Linked DNA regions of Mus musculus: region 1 is linked to region 2. The links are chromatin loops, found by intact Hi-C in ENCODE. Cell type or tissue: left cerebral cortex. All regions are shown on one strand. Each heading gives the region's core, and the rest is flanking DNA. Links, peaks and the distances in the headings are about the cores only.

Region 1 (8,336 bases), core at 106-8,105, 200 kb after region 2:
GCTGCCGTTGGTGGGGGCCGTTGGCGCACACCTGTGCCATGTAAGCTGAGCAAGGGTGGGAAGGAACAGAGTTCCCGTGCAGATGTCCCGCCAGCAAGAGGGGGTGACCTTGAAGCTTAGGTTCCAAAGTGCAACTCAAGTTGATCCTAGAGCAGACCCCCAGGAGGGAAGGGGAGACTGGGTGGGATCCAGAAGAGCGCCTGCCGTGCAGTGCTTTAGAAAGGCACCGTCTGCTCAGCTTTTTCTTTCTTATTTTATCTTACACGTTATTATTGTGTTAGGAAGCACGCCTACTATGGGGACATGTGCGGAGGTCAGAGGACAGCTCTGTGGAGTTGGTTCTCTCCTTCCACTTTTTATGATCTCGGGGACCAAACTTCAGTCACCAGACCTGGGCAGCAATCGCCTTTAGCCGCTGAGCCATCTTGCAGACCCCTGCTTCAGCATTATCATCTCTGAAATGGGCTAATGAAGATACCTCCCTCTGGGGATGCAGGGAGGATTGGATGAGATTGGGAGCCACTGCTTTGCTCAGTTCCTAAGGACTAAAAAATGGTGGCCTTTAACAAAAGCCTACCCATCCCCATCATGAGTGCGCCATCAGAATGAGAATGAGGAGCTGTTGGCAGCGAAAGTCCTCATTCTATAGTCACCTCCCACCAGGCAATTGAATCCTGCTCTGAGTGAGTTAGTTCCTGGCCCTGGTGTGGTCCAAAGCTGAGCTGCTCCTAGTCTGGCTTGTTGTGTGTCCTTGAGTAGTTGCTCTGCCTTTCTGAACCCCGGCGGCCTCATCCACTCTAGCATAACTGCCTGTGAAGAACAAATAAGATGGTGCATCTAAAACTATCAGGCGAGACCAGGAATCAGCCGGGAGCTACAATGGTTCAGGCTTTGGAATATCACTCTATAGGCTGTCTGCCGGCCACCACCCTTCAGACTGCCACTCACAGGTGCCCGTGAAGGCTGCCGAGAGGCAGTCCCCATCAGCCTGTCTCCTACACCCACACACTCTGTGTGGAGACCACAGGCGCCCAAAGGGTATGCTAGTCTCTGCTCTACCGCGTACCCTCTCCTGAAGGCAGGCATTTCAGAGATTCCAGTTTCACCAGGAAGCTCAGATCCAACAGGTCAGTTGGACAGGACCTGACTGCACACCCTGGAGACAGCCCGTGCTAGATGGGCCAAGCCTGTCCCTTGGGGCAGGACATCTAGCCTGGGCCTGTGAACTAAGGGATGGAGATAAATTTGCACTAGGGGCTTGCATCAACTTAATCCATTCCCACCCATGTAAGGAATTCTGGAGCCACTGAATGAGAAGCCTGGCCCTACCTGGGCCTAGTTATCCTCAAAGAAACGCTACCCAGCGTGAGTGGCGGTGGCCATGGCTCCGGCCCCTCAAAGCGGTGAGCAGACAGCCTTGCTGCTGAGTGTCCCCCTCCCCCGCCCTGCCCTGACTCATCCAGAAAGCACGTGGCCACAAGAGACTCTGTCCTTTGCCTTGGGTTTCTGCTCCCCACTCAAACAACCTTGTTTTCAAGTGAAAACCCACAGAGCGCTCTCCCCGGCTCTGATCCTCCAAACAAACAAAGGATGTTGGTCTGTGTTTTGGTTTGTTTTGAAGCTGCAGAAGAGAGAGGGAAATGGGTCACCTCAGGAACTCCAAGGGTGGTGGCTGAGGGGTGTGTGGTGGCCTTGGGGGGGGGGGTGGTGCCTAGCTCCAGAGCACTGTTTGGCAAGGTCACCCTGGGTGGGCCCTAATCCTCAGGGAATGACCCCCCCAGGATGCTCTGACCTGGGTGGGGGTCCTTATGGGGCTCCAGGATAGGACCACATGGGGAAGGCAGCCGGCTGGGGTCCTAGGCAAGACTCAGAGATCCTTTGCCAGGTGATCAAGCAAAGCTTGTCTTTCTCTGAAATTCAGTTTCCAGGCTACCAGGCTCAGCCCTGACCCCAGCTGCGGGAACCTGGGGCCACTGGGGACACACTGTCAGGCCTGAGGCCGGCTTCCTGCTTCTTTCCGATACTCTGCAGAGGCCCCCACAGTACCTAGGACCCAGGTTTTATGGCTGTGCCCTTTTGGGGTCTGTGGCTGTTCCTCCAAAGTGCTTTAACCTCTTCCCTTCTTGCCCATGTGGCAATCCGGATGGCAGCCAGCCCCTGAGGGATTTGTTTTTTGAGGCGAGGTCTCAAGGAACCAGGATTAGCCTGAATCTCACTGTGTAGCCAAAGATGAACTATACAGTCTGATCGTTCCGTTCCCACCTCCCAAGTGCTGGCAACACTGGCGTGGACCACCACACCCTGGTAAACAGCACTGGGGTTTGAACCCAGAGCTTTGTGCGTGTTAGGCAAACACTCTACCAACAGCTGCATCTCCAGCCATTTGTTAGTTTTACCATAGGTCTTACACGTAGCCCAGGGTGGCCTTGAACTCATGGGGATCCTCCTGCCTCAGCCTCCCCAGTATTAGTGTTAGGCATAAGTCTGCCCAATGGTTCATGCTCAGCTCAAGTCAGTGTTTTGGCGTGTGTGTGTGTGTGTGTGTGTGTGTGTGTGTGTGTGTGTGTGTCCTTAATTCTTATTGTGAAAGAGACATAGCTCGTTTGGGCAAGATACACAGCCTTGTTTTGCACATTATATAGAGAGGCTCCCAGGCCTCCCTGCTGAGTCCTTGGCCAGTTAAAGTAAAGCAGGCAGAAGCCTCCTGAGGACCCATTTCTCACTTTGGAGATGTCATAGTGAACTCTGGGTGCTGCCGTCAGAGAAGACATCTCATTGATGAGCAAAAGATAATATGGAGAGCCCAACCTGGGCCTTTTTGGGGGTTCCCCTGGCACTGGAAGGGCTGTGATGACACCATTTGCTTTCCCCCTGGCTGTCGTAGGTGTGTGGGCAGGTGCTTTGGGAGGAGGGGGCTCTGCAGCACATCCGCCCACCCCACTGATTCCACAGGAGCAGAATTGAAAACACCCCTGAGTGGACATCTTGGTAAAGCCACGAGTGAACAGCGAGTGGGGGCGTACACCTGTAATCCCAACACTTGGGAGGTAGAGGCAGAGGCAGGTGCTTCTCTGTGAGTTGGAGGCCAGCCTGGTCTACAGAGTGAGTCCCAGGACAGCTAGGACTACCCAGAGAAACACTGTTTCAAAAAACAAAAACAAAAACAAAAACAAAAGCAAAAAGTCACAAGTGGAGCCAACCAGGTGTCTATGGTGCACAGCTGTAATCCCAAAACTTGGGAGATAGAGGCAGTCGGATCAGGAATTCAAAATCAGGAGGTCAGCGTGCAATACACGAGACACTAACTCATAAAAAGCCAAATAGGATGACGGGATGTCAGCAAGAAAAGGGGCTTGTCCCACAAGCCTGGTGACCCGTGTTCCATCCCCCCAAACCATGCAAAGGTGGGAGGGGAAAATTGACTTTAGAAATTCCTCCGTCTTCCGCAGGAGTTCTCCATGCCCCCTCCTCCTCCCCTCCCTCTCCCTCTCCTCCCCTCCCCCCCCCATAGTAGTTATAAAATTCTTAAAAAGCTAAACAAACAAACAACCCACCTCAGTGGCCAGAGGCTAGTGAGGACTCCCAGGTTCACCCTCTCTCTTACCGTTTGGGCACCAGGAAGAAGAAATCCCTTCTCTTTGGTCATCTTCTAGCGCCACCTGGTGGCCAACTTTTCAAATAGCAACGGCGCTTTCAATAGACTTGGTCAGAGGGAGCTTCAACAAATGCAGTCAAGGCAAAAATGGTCTTTGGGGCAAGGGCCAGCTATGGTAGCGCTTCCCCCAGATGATTTCAACATGAGCCAGGGTGGAGAGTCGCTATGATACCATAGGTAGGTTTTTTGTTTCTCTAAACACCAGCAAGGAAGGGTGAGTGCGATGGATGGGAGACACCCCAGGCGCCTTCCACAGAGCTTTACTTCGCTGGTGTGGAATCTCCCTTCATTGCTAAGGGCTCAGAGGCCTTCAAACCAGTGGACAGTGACCACCGGAATGGAGCACCGCGCAGATCACCCACGGAGCCCATGATAGACCCTCACATCATTGTCTGTGCTGTTTCACTAATTCCCAGTTTTCATTCAGAGCCTTTATTAATTTATTTTATGTCTTTATTTTTGGGCTAATATCTTGTCCTGTTATTTAACGTGGTGTGTGTGTGTGTGTGTGTGTGTGTGTGTGTGTTAGTCACACGTGAGCATGAGCACATTTGCCCTGGCATAGATGTGAAGGGTCAGGAATCAGCCCTGTCCTACAGTGTGTTCTGGGGATTGACCTCAGGCCCTCAGGCTTCTGTGGCAAGCACTTTACCCACTGGGCCGTCCTGTCAGCCTTACTTTGAGCCAGGGTCTCTACTGAATCTGGAGCTTATCGGTTCAAGACCAGCATATCTTTCAGAGAATACAATTTAATTTACTATGTATAACATAGTTAAGTTGCTGGCCCCAAATATCCTTCTGAAAAACAAATGTCCTAGTATCTGGTACTTTTTATCTTTATTTTTCTTTTCTTTTTTTCTTTCTCTTTTTTTTTGTTTATTTTTGTTTATTTTTTGTGGATTTTGTTGTCATTTTGTTTTGGAGAAAGAGTTTCTCTGTAACAGCCCTTGCTGTCCTGGAACTCTATGGACTAGGCTGGCCTTGAACTCACAGAGCTGCCCCCTCACCCCATGGCGTTCTGATATAAAACAAATGTGCCACCATGCCCGGCCCTTGTGGGTTTTTTTTGTTTTGTTTTTGTTTTTGTTTTTGAGGCAGTGGTCTCACCACGTATCTCTGGCTGTCCTGGAATTCACTCTGTAGATCAAGCTTGCCTCACTCACAGAGATCTGCCTTCCTCTGCCTCTGCCTCCCCAGAGCTGGAATTAAAGGTGTACACCACTAGCAGTGGCTAGCTAGAATATTGTTATTTTTATGTTTTAGTTATTTGTTTGTCTGCTTATATATTTGGTGGTGGTGGGAGGGTTTGGGTCTACATGAATATGAAAATCAGAGGACATTTGGGACCCACCCTTTGGATTCCAAGGAGTAAGCTGATCCCAGCTGTCAAGCTTGACAGGAAGCATCCCTACCCACTAAGCCACCCCACCACCCCTACATTTGTTTCTTTATGCTGCTCTGAATTAGCACACATTTGGTGGTCCAAAGAAACACCATTTTGAGTCAGGAGTGTTGGTACACACCTAGAATCCCAACCCTTTCGAGACAGGAGCAAGAGGATGACCAAGGCCGCTCCGGGCCACATTAAGTATGAGGCCATCCACGCCTATAGCCTGAGACCCTGTCTCAACAAGACCAAACAATATTTACAGTGCTGGCAGCCAGAAACCTAAAATGGCTTCCCTGGGTAGGCACAAAAGTGTCGTCAGGCAGGCTTCCTCCCTGGCTCTCAGGGATATCCTTATGTTTGTCTTCTTCAGCCTGAGGAGTTATGGTTCCTGCCATGTAGCCTCTTCCTCCAACTTCAAAGCCAGCAGGTGACGTCTTCTCTTGTCACTGGAGCTTCTTCAGAGCAGGCGCTCCTGTCTCCCTGTGTGAGGACACAGATGAGTAGACACGGGGGCGGTCCCATGAGATAAGGAATTCCTATTGCCTCTGGGTGAGGGGGTAGCACACACTTTTAATCCCAGCACTGGAGAGGCAGAAGCAGGTGGATCTCTGGAGGCTCCTGGTCTACAGAGCGAGTTCCAGGACAGTCAGAGCTACATAGAGAAGCCCTGTCCCAAGGAATCCAAAGAAGAATTCCCATTGCCTCCATGTGGTCTATCACATGCAACACATCGATCCCCTATCCATAGTGATGTAGTGCAGGCACACCCACTGAACTGCTAGTAACGGAAAAATAGAACGCACGGGGTGCTGGAGAGATAGCTCAGTGGTTAGGAGTGCTTGCTGCACGTGCAGAGAGCAGAGCTTGGCTTCCAGAACCCATATCTCTGGCCCCACACTCCATCATGGCTGTTAAAGTCGATCTCTGTCTGTGCCATTCTATCTTAGTCTCTCAGTTGTCCCCAAGACCATACTTCTCACTTCACAGAGACATCATCTCTCTCTGAAGCCTGATCTCCTGGAAGGAAGGCAAGGACTTTGGCATGCCTGGTCCCTCCAAGGTCCGGCACAGAGGCCTGCCCATGCCCCCCCCCCCCAGCATTATCCCTTGATTGGCTTCAGGAAGGTAAGGTTTATTCTGGTTTGAGGGTACTCCGTTGTGGTGGGGAAGGCTTGGGGGCAGGAGTGTGTGGATTCTAGTCACACTGCATCTGCGGGTAGGAGATGGGAAGGGGTGCCAGTGGTCGGTTTGCTCTTTCCTTTCCTCCTGTTTGATTCAGTCTTGCCCTCCCCCCCCCCCCCCGCGTCCCTGCCCCCAGTCATGGGATGGTACCGCCTACATCCAGGGTCTTCCCTCCTCTGTGCAACCGCCACACACGGGTGTGTTTCCTAGGTGATTCCAAACCCAGGCAGGTTGACAATGAAGATTAATTATGACAGCCTCCTACACCCAACCTGTGAAGATCAAAAATACCTCAAGAGGTTGCTAAAATGCTCCCCAGAAGCAAGGACTGAATCTCCTTTGGGATCGGGTCAGAGAGCCATCAGAACACGCTATTGGGGATGAAAGGCAACCCTAATCGTTTTCTTACTGGCCCCACTTTCCTCATCAGGAAAAAAGTGCACTGATGCCTGCAGGAAAATGAATTTTCTTCAAGAGATCACACAGGCTTCCAAGCAAGCAACCTGGGGTGGTGCTGCCACCTCTTGGTGAGTGGGTGGAAGTACATCCGTGGGCGTGGTTGGCAAGCTATTGCTACCTAGTAAGAGCCTCTCTATCTCTGCCAGGGAGCCCAAGTAAAGGCCAGGCAGAGTGGACAGAAATAGAGGAGTCAGCAAACACAGGGAATTTTATATCAATCAGTGGTGTTGAGAAGAAACCTGGTCTAGGTTCAATTCGCCCCTTTTCCTGTATCATTATGTATCTCCGACAAGAAAAGGACACCAAGAGCGATTTGCCCCACAATAGCTGCCCTTGACTAGATTGGTGGGCGTCCCAGAGGCTGTCCCCTCCCCCAAGATTGGCCTCTGTGGAAATCAGGAGGGTGGCGCAGCCAATGGTCGCACCTAGATCCGCCATCTTCCCCAGAGGCCACGCCTCCTCCGCCCTTTCCCCAGTTACAGCTAGAAACTCAGCTTCAGTCCGTGAAGTCTACGATTTCCACTTCATCTAATTCATTTGACCCACTGCCACCTTCATCTTAAGCCCGGCTTCCCTGGGACTGTACTTTAGTCTTCCATGACTCTGGCTGCAGTGTTCATGGGGCTGTATTCAGCTGTGTTTGGCTACGCCTAGAATCTTCTATGAGACTGCTACAGATTACATTCCTGTAGCATTCCTCTTTGGAGGAAAATGGGGTGAAGACGCTGCTAGGGGCCTTTCTCAGCTTCTTTTTAATTTTGATTTTCTTCTTCCTCTTCCTCTTCCTCTTCCTCCTCCTCCTCCTCCTCCTCCTCTTCTTCTTCTTCTTCTTCTTCTTCTTCTTCTTCTTCTTCTTCTTCTTCATGTATTTATTTATTATATGCAAGTACACTGTAGCTGTCTTCAGACATACCAGAAGAGGGCATCAGATCTCATTACAGATGGTTGTGAGCCACCATGTGGTTGCTAGGATTTGAACTCAGGATCTTCAGATGAGCAGTTGGTGCTCTTAACCTTAACCTCTGAGCCATCTCTCCAGCCCTTTTTTCTTCTTCTTAAACATAGTCTCATTGCATAACACTGACTGGGCTAGAACTTGCCATGTAGACCAGGCTAGCCTCAAACTCAGAGATCCAACTGCCTCTGTCTCCTGAGTGCTGGGTTTAAATGTGGGTCCAGTCAGTCTTCATTTTTGTTTTGTTTCGCTTTGCTTTTATGAGAAAATATCTCACGTGGTCCAGACTTCAACCTTTCTCTGACCTTGAACTCCTGATCATCCTTCCTGTACTCCAGAGTGCCTGGGTCACAGGCATGTGACACTGTGGCCAGTCTTTACATGCTATTTCTACGGCATTTTGAGCAAAGTCTATCTAATCCTTTGATTATTAGTTTTGCAAGGGCAGCGGCGGCACCCGATTCTCCCATATCCTGTTCTGGCTCAGTTCTTAGTGCTGGGGAGCAAGACTTTCAGTGGAAGCTGAGTGAGCGAGGGACATCTGAGGGAGAGGGACAGGACAGAAGCTGAGAGATGTCCGGGCATAGGTGTGCTTCCTCCTACCATGCAGGTCCCAGACCCTGAAGAAGGTACAGGGCTGTGGTGGTTTAAATGGGAATGGCTGCCAACAAGGGTGAGCACACACACACACACAC
Region 2 (8,336 bases), core at 212-8,211:
AAGACATTAATAATCTTACATAACTGTGAATCTACCAACTACAATGCCAGCCTGCTAGGAATATGCACTCAATGTTGCAATATGGCACAAGTGTTATTGGGGTAACCAAGTATACTCTGATTGGTTTCAAGGTGTGTTCTTTTGGAGGGATTTTAGGTCTAGTTTTATAAACCTGATTTTAAAAATGGGCGAGGAGATTGTAGGCTATAGATGGGGAATTTGTATTTGTATATTTAAATTGACATGGCATCAAACTTCCTTCTAAACATGTATGCTTATAACCACATACAAATGCTAACCTTAATTAGTACATGTCTCTTTACAAAAAATGATGGTGAACACAGAAAGTTTTGAGTGCTCAAGATGCTGAGAAAACAGAATAGTTGAGCACTCAATCCTAAACAGAACATTTCTACTACTCCCATTAAGGCTCAAGGAATATCAAGGAAGAAGGGGGCAGGAAGAAATATGAGGCAGAAGATAGAGAGAAAGTCTGTGAAATTATCTTTGAACATGCCACATTTATTGTGATCATGACTTCATAGCAGCTGTGATTGCCTGAACTGGCAAGACTGGACCCTTGTCAACTCTAGTCATTTGTGAGGAGGCCCACAGGGCTATACCTCTCTGCTGATGAACTCAATATTTACTGGTGAGCCCACCAGTCTCTACTGAATAATTCCTAACACGTATGCACACAGAGGACTCTGGATCAACTTAGTAGGCTACAAAAGAAGGAGAAAGAGGAGGAGGAGGAGGAGGAGGAGGAGGAGGAGGAGGAGGAGGAGAACAACCTTGTTTTAATTTGCTGTCTGTTGATGTGATAAAACACGGAACAAAACCTGCTTGGGAAATAAAAGGTTAATTGGTTAATTTCACCTTATAGTCACAGTCCATCCTGGAGGGAAACCAAAGTAGGAACTCAAGGCTGGAGCTTAAAGCAGACACGATGGCAGAATGCTGTTTACTGGATTTCTTCCAGGCTCACTTTTAGCCATCTTTCTTATATACCCAGGCTCATGTGCCCAGGGGTGATACTGCCTACAGGGGTGATACCCCAACATCAATGAGCAATAAGAAAAATGCCCCACAGACATGATATAGATAAGTCCATCAGCTGAGGTTCCCTATTCTCAGATGTGTCAAGTTGAAAATAAATATTAGGTATCAGTAACGTGTAGAGAGTTTGAGGTCCTAGTACTCAGAGATAGTCACCAGGGAAATCAACAAGGCTAAACATGCAGACATATCTCTTCAGAAAGAAGATGTTTGCCTGTTTTCCATCCAGAAAGCTGGGAATAGATGTAGTTTATAACCTGGTGATCTTTTGCAAGGGCCAGGTTTCATTCGTTCCTCCAAGCAACTGTTTATTCCAGACTCTTCCTCTATCGACCTTGAATATTGCTTCTCAGTCAATAAAATCCATCCTTATGAGAGATGTCACTTGTAATTTTCAACAGCATATGTATAGGTAACTTCTGTGTTATCTGTAGGGCCAGGCCAATCCTCACTCCAACAGGCTATTACCTTTACCTCAGTCATCCTCTCTAGATCCCTATCTTGAACATTGTTTTTGAATCAACAGAACCCATCTTTATGGAAGAGACCATGTATTCTTTATAGAGAGTTACAATATAAATTGTTCTTAAACTTTTTTTACATGTATGATTGAGTTAACTATTATCAGAAATTTTTTCCCACCAAATTGTGCCCTGCTTAAGTACAGCTAAAATAAACTGCTTGGTGTCAGACTCTAGAAGTTGGAACCAACACTGGCTAACTATGTCACTTTGAACTGGATTTTCTTCTTGCCTCATGCAGATCAATTCTGCTGGCCCCAGTGGCCTCAGAGATCCCCACACTCATCGACATGGGAAAAGGGGCTGTAAGGAGAGGGGATATGGTAGTGGGAAGAAGATAAGAGAGAGTGTGGGCTTGAGAGTAATCACAATACACTGCATACATGATATCAGCTAAGGTCAAATTTCATTAATAAAAGTACAAAAGATGCAATTATTATACTGTTTAAAGGTTTTGCATATAGAAAGGGCATGGGAATATTTTTGGATTAATAGGCTTTGTTTTCAGTATAATCATCTAACATTGATTTTAACAGGTTTTTTGAGATGTATTTCCCATACATAATGTTTTGCTTAATATTTACACTGTAATGTTTCAGTATATTCACAATTTTGTATATTTATCACTTTAGAACATTTTTTTTCACCTCATTTCATTTCATGCCCATTTGCAGTTACCGTCCTGACTGTCATTTTCAGACACCCATTGATGTAATTTTGTCTCTTTGGACACTTCACAGTAAGGCACTCCACAGCAGGCACAACCCTTTGCATGCGAGCTACTTTTTCTTTGCTCAGTTCTTCTAGGGTTTGTCCTTGGTGGCATACTTCAGCTTGCCGCTCTTTTACATGATTGACAAGGTTCTCTTTCATGAATAGATCAAATCTGCATCCATGCAGTTACTGATGGTCATTTGGCTTATCCCCACAGTTTGCCAGCTATGAGTAAGGATGCCTTGAACCATTGATAGCTTGGGTATGTGAATATTGACTTCTGTAATTTCAAGGAAAAGTAGGTAAGATATGTTAATGAAGCCAATAATGTTTAGTACATACCTGAAAAACCTGGATACACAGGCATTTTGTATAAATGATACGGACATACATAGAATCTGAAAATGACAAAAGAAAAGAAATCTGCTATTCAAATTCTTCACACTAGTGCCCACCATGGAAGGTGTTTGTGTAACCTGCTATTCCAATTATTTTGCCAGAAATTTTGATGAGTCAAAATGAGTAGAATCTATAGGAGCTAAGCTTGTTGTTAGGTCCCGACCAGGGGAGATTTATATTTCTCCTTTGTCTTCCAAGATTCTACAAGCCCCTGCCTCCAGTCTGGGAGGATGACACACAATAAGGGGGTTGGGTGAGTGAAAGAATTATGTGTGTTTTCTAGGGGGTTGCCTCTGCTCAGCTCCGGGATAATTTCATCTGAAGCATTTGGGGATCAGTGTTTCCAGATATCTGAGTTCCTTTATAAGATGAAATGATAGGTTTTCCTGCCTATTAAAAACGTTGTCAGTACAAGAACTGCACATGATTAAACCAGACAACAGTCCAGCCCCGAGAGGGAGAGCCTTGTGTGCTCCCACCCCTAGCAGAAAGGCAGTGATCACTGACAGCTGCTGAGGACGGAGAGTCAGTCTTCTTTAGTTTCCTTTTCTGCTCAAAGATTTCTGCTTGATTTTCTGTTTTATTATGGATTTAGGGCGCAAATCCAGAGCTTGCTTTGCGCATAGTCCGCAAATCCTCTGCCCCTGAACTGCAACCCAGCCCTTCCGTTTGACTTTTGAATTATTTCTGGCTCTCTAAGTTGTTGTTGGTGGTGGTGGTTAGGTTTCTGCATTATATCTGTACTGTCTGTATTTGTTGACTCATTTCTTTTAAACATTCATTTAAAATTCTCCATCCAAGTGTTTGCTCCATCGATTCCTTCATGGGGAGGAGAAGTCGAGTTTCCATGAACGCTCTTTGTGTGCATTGCTGGGCAACATCATTTATGAACTGAAGATCTAGGTGTTTATTCCAGCCTTTCAGCTCTCACTTTGTGATTGTTCTTGCAGACATTTAAAGCAGGATTCTTTGCATTCTCTGAGTCCGGAGCCACCTTTGCCTATTCAGCACTAGATGGCAGGCTAAGCCCAGGTTAGCCACATGCACAGTACTGGTGTGTGTCAGTGTTTCAGAGGCAGAGGGTGACACAAGGCCAGAGAGATCTACAAACTTCAGCTGCTGTGTTGTTCAGCAAGTGTGAGTAGAGTCCCAAGAAGGTTGCTTTCATGCTACAATCCTCTCCGTATCCCAGTAAGTGCCTCATTTGTAACCAGTGGGTCTGTGATGAGAAGCAAGTAATTCCTCTGGCTCTAGGTAGACTAACCATAGCAAGACAAGGCTCTGGTCATATGCGACACCGATGGCCACAAACACCACAACTGAAGCACAGCGTACACTGAATCTGGTCCCTTGAGACCATTGGAGGTCGAGATAAGTCCAGTGCACACACTGGCGTGAGCTGCTGTCCTGAGTTCCAAGGTAAAGGCTTGTGATTACAGCACGATTCTGCTCTAGAAACTGAAACCTCGGACTCTGAGGAGTTGGGTACTGTGATGAATCAATGCTTTTGCCACCTAGTCTGACCCTACCTGGGATGTACAAATAAGAAAATTTCTTGAATTTGTTCCATGTTATTTCCATAGTATAAAATAAACTAGTAATGGAATTAGCAAAAAGTGGGAAATTCCAAAATAAAAGGATGGATTCTATAATCACATTTATGAATAATGTATTCCAATAGTAAACATCAATTAATTTACAGTAACCTAATACTAAATAATTTTCTGCTCTTGTTTGCTCTCCTACCTGGAGTCTGTGCCTCTCCCTAGCACCTTCCACAGCGCTCCTTTCACATCCTTGTTCCTCAGCGTATAGATCAGAGGGTTGAGCATGGGGGTGATTACAGTATAAAAAAGGGCAAGAAATTTTCCCTCCTTCTCAGAATACCTGTGGACAGGTTGGAGGTATGTGGAGATGGCTGAGCCATAGAACATGGCAACCACAATGAGATGAGATGCACATGTCCCAAAAGCCTTTCTGCGACCAGCCACTGACCTGATGTTCAGCACTGCCCTGGCAATGTGAGCATAGGAGCCTAGAATTAGCAGTAAAGGACACACTAAGATTATGACCCGGGCCACAAACAAATTGACCTCTGTGCCTCCTGTGTCCTCACAGGCCATCTTCAGGAGAACAGGTAGCTCACAGAAGAAGTGATTCAGTTGGTGTCCACACAGAGGCATGGCCATCACAAGGCTTGTCTGGATCAGAGAGTTCACAAGGCCCCCCACCCAGGAGAATACAACCAATGCTCTGCAGAGAACAGGGTGCATAATGGTTGTGTAGTGGAGTGGGCGACACACAGCAGCATAGCGATCTATAGCCATTGTCACCAAAAGCACACACTCAGTTCCCCCCAGTGAGAGCACTATGCAGAGCTGGGCCACACACCTTCCAAAGCTGATGGTCCTGTCAAGTCCAGAGAGGTTGACCAGAAGCTGGGGCACAGTGCTGGCGGTGTAGCAGAGGTCCAGGAAGGAGAGGTGGCAGAGGAAGTAGTACATGAGTGTGTGCAGGCGGAGGTCCAGTCGAGACAGAATGATGATCACGGTGTTGCCAAAGAGAGTCAGAGAGTAGAAAATAGAAATGAAAGCAAAAAGGGTTGGTTCTAGGTGAGGCCAGTCTGAGAAGCCCACCAAAATGAAGCCCTCCTCTGAACTGGTGTTCAAATAGTCCATATTTTCCCACCTGCACAAACAGAAGTCAACTGAATGCTTCCTATGAAAAACATGAACTATTTTTTAGATACTTCATAAATTACACCTTTTTATTAGATTTTTCTTTATTTACATTTCAAATGCTATCCTGAAAGTTCCCTATACCCTCCCCCCGCCCTGCTCCCCTACCCACCCACTCCCACTTCTTGGCCCTGGTGTTCCCCTGTACTGGGGCATATAAAGTTTGCAAGACCAAGGGGCCTCTCTTCTCAATGATGGCTGACTAGGCCATCTTCTGCTACATATGCAGCTAGAGACACGAGCTCTGGTTAGTTCATATTGTTGTTCCACCTATAGGGTTGCAGACCCCTTCAGCTCCTTGGGTACTTTCTCTAGCTCCTCCACTGGGGGCCCTGTGTTCCATCCTATAGATGACTGTGAGCATCCACGTCTGTATTTGCCAGGCACTGGCATAGCCTCACAAGAGACAGCTATATCAGGGTCCTTTCAGTGAAATCTTGCTGGCATATGCAATAGTGTCTGGGTTTGGTGGCTGATTCTTTTTCACTTGTGTTTGATCTTCTTTTATAAATATGTTTATTAGTTTTAGGGAATTTCATACACAACTGAAACATATTTTGAGTATGTTTGTTTCCACTCCCCCCTAGATGCATCCTTTCCCCATCCTCTCCTAACTTTATGTCCTCTCTCTCTTTCACAGAAAGTAACCCACCAAGTCCAATTTGTGATACCAATATGTACATGGGTATGGGCTAACTACTGGAGCGTGGTTGACCTACTAGAGGCTATCCTGTTAATGAAAACTGAGTCTCCCTCCATTAGCAGTCATAAGTTTTTAATTGCTCCTTCCTAAGCTAGGGGTAGGGGCTTGTGAACCCTTCATGCGCCATGTTGCCTTTCTTGATCCTGGCCACACCCTGTGCAGGCTACCACATCTTCTCAATTCATCTCTTCACTAGCACATAGATCATTGGAGTGTAGAGGTGTGGCCCTGCCTTGAATCCATTCCTGTAGCCCGTTTGTTCTGTGACTTTAGACAGGCCAATCAACTCTCTGGAAATGATGGTTCCTTGTCTGAACATAGAAAGGATGCAGTGCCATCCTCGTGGCATTAATAATAGGAAGTAAAAGCAGTAATGTGGAACCTGTTTTCAGATTCTAATGTGGACGATGCAGATGTTTGGTATGTTTTTATTATTATTTTTCTCAGTCTCTGAGCTGGGCTGTCGCTGTCGTTTGAGACCGAGGATGAACCAGATTAAGTTCATCAGTCTGACTGTTCGCTTCTTCCTTGCCACATCAGACACTATTCTGAAAAATTATTATAACAAATACATATTCTATGTTTATAGCTTGATAAACAGTAACCATACAAGGGGGATTGTCAGTATGAGATGCTTAGATTGCCCTTGCAGGAGAAAATGGCTATGCTAAAGTAGAGTGTTAATTTTAAATGTATTTTGTCAACTCTAAGGCAATGTCTTGAGGTGGTATTTTAAAAACTAAAAAAAAAATTAAAAAGTTCAGAAGAGAACACTGAGAGCTGTAAGTAGTCATTGATAAAAAATGAAAATGAGACATGTGTATACAAAGTTATTCTTCTTACTCCATGAGTGCTTGGGAGGTAGTGGCTGGGGGATCAGGAATTCAAAACTCTTTCCAGCTGTAAGGTGAATTCAAGGCCATCCAGAGCTACATAAGACAATTAGTTTGCTTTCTGTTGGTGTGATAAAGCACTGACCAAATACAAGTTTGGGAGGACAGGGCTTAGTTAATTTTGTGGTTTCTCTTCATTATTAAGGGAAGCTAGGGCAGGAATTCAAGGCAAGAGCTTGAAGTAAAACTACAGAGGGACACTGCTTATCATCTTGCTCTTTCTAGCTTGCTCAGTTACCTTTCTTATATTGCTAAGGCCCATCTGCCTAGGGATGGTGCCGCCTATAGTGGGCTGTGTCTTCCCACATCAAACATTAATTAATCTCTTAAAGACATAGTTACATGCCAATCTGGCCTGGGCAATTCTCCAGTTGAGACTACCTCAAATGAAGCTGGGCTGTGCCAATTTGACATCTGAATCTAAATAGGACAGAGACCTTGTCTCAAAACATGGTTAAAAAAAAAAAAAAAAAAAAAGCATGCCTAAATCAACCACCCATACAACCAAGAAAACAAGTAGAGTATGGATGAAGAGATTTCTATCTATGCTTAGTGTGAATAATTTTTGGCACACTGATCCATGACTGGTATGTGGCTTTGTGATGAGTTTACTGAACTGGAATGTAATGACAGACACCCAAGAACTGAATCAATTATTTCAACAAGATGTTTGATTTCTCCTCATGGAAAAGAGTAAAATTGCCAACTGTGAGACTTATGTTATATACATACTTATATAAGATAAATTATGTACATATCATAGCAAGTTTTATCCAAGTCAGATCTTGTCCCATTATAGATAAATCCTCCCAGATCAGTGCAGTTATGCTGTTCATCTGTCACCTGTTCTGAAAGTTTGCTTCTGGTTTATGTTTTTAGGAGAAAAACAAAGAAATAATCATTTGATATGTTTCTTTTTCAAGACAGTTTCATTATGTAGCCCTGGCTAGCCTAGAACTTTCTATATAGATCAGGCTGGCTTTAAACTTACAGAAATCCATCTGCCTCTGTCTCTCAAGTGCTGGGACTAAAGGTGCCCATCATCATACCCAGGATTTGACAAGCTTTTGGTTGGCATTAAAGGTTGTTGACACAGCATGAAATCCTCTAATTCCGAAGGTTGAAACAAGAAGATCATGTCACCCTGGGCTGCACAGTGAGACTCTGTTGCCCTATGTGTAAAAATAACAATAGCAACAAGAAAATAATTCCGAATAAAACCCACCAATGTTGTTAAATGAATGTATGTATTTCATGTTTTAATAATATACTAAAATACATAGTACATATAAATATCTCAGGAATATAG

Evidence for each region. Hi-C counts contacts between places; a loop is a spot of excess contacts. Peaks named below come from ENCODE experiments on the same cell type or tissue, not always from the same donor. Only the 100,000 strongest peaks of a DNase experiment are listed, where the experiment ranks them.
Region 1: a loop joins it to region 2, with 8 times the contacts of the local background. A loop is called at or near these places in 20 of 42 quality-filtered maps.

What each region holds. Positions count from the first base shown.
Region 1 is chr11:52,339,700-52,348,035 of GRCm38, forward strand. No RefSeq gene overlaps it. Among named protein-coding and RNA genes, the nearest start is that of Gm51894, 15 kb to the right of the region's middle. In left cerebral cortex, for the core only: CTCF peaks have their summits at 3,665 (motif pointing left), 6,751 (motif pointing left) and 7,630 (motif pointing right); DNase peaks (open chromatin) are centred at 3,667 and 6,758; H3K4me3 peaks cover 348 bases; H3K27ac peaks cover 760 bases.
Region 2 is chr11:52,140,158-52,148,493 of GRCm38, forward strand. It overlaps Olfr1373 (olfactory receptor 1373), which reads right to left and starts at 5,371. Exons shown (of 1, transcript NM_207227.1): 1 at 4,436-5,371. The coding sequence starts at 5,371. The coding sequence ends at 4,436. In left cerebral cortex, for the core only: a CTCF peak has its summit at 3,698 (motif pointing right); a DNase peak (open chromatin) is centred at 3,712.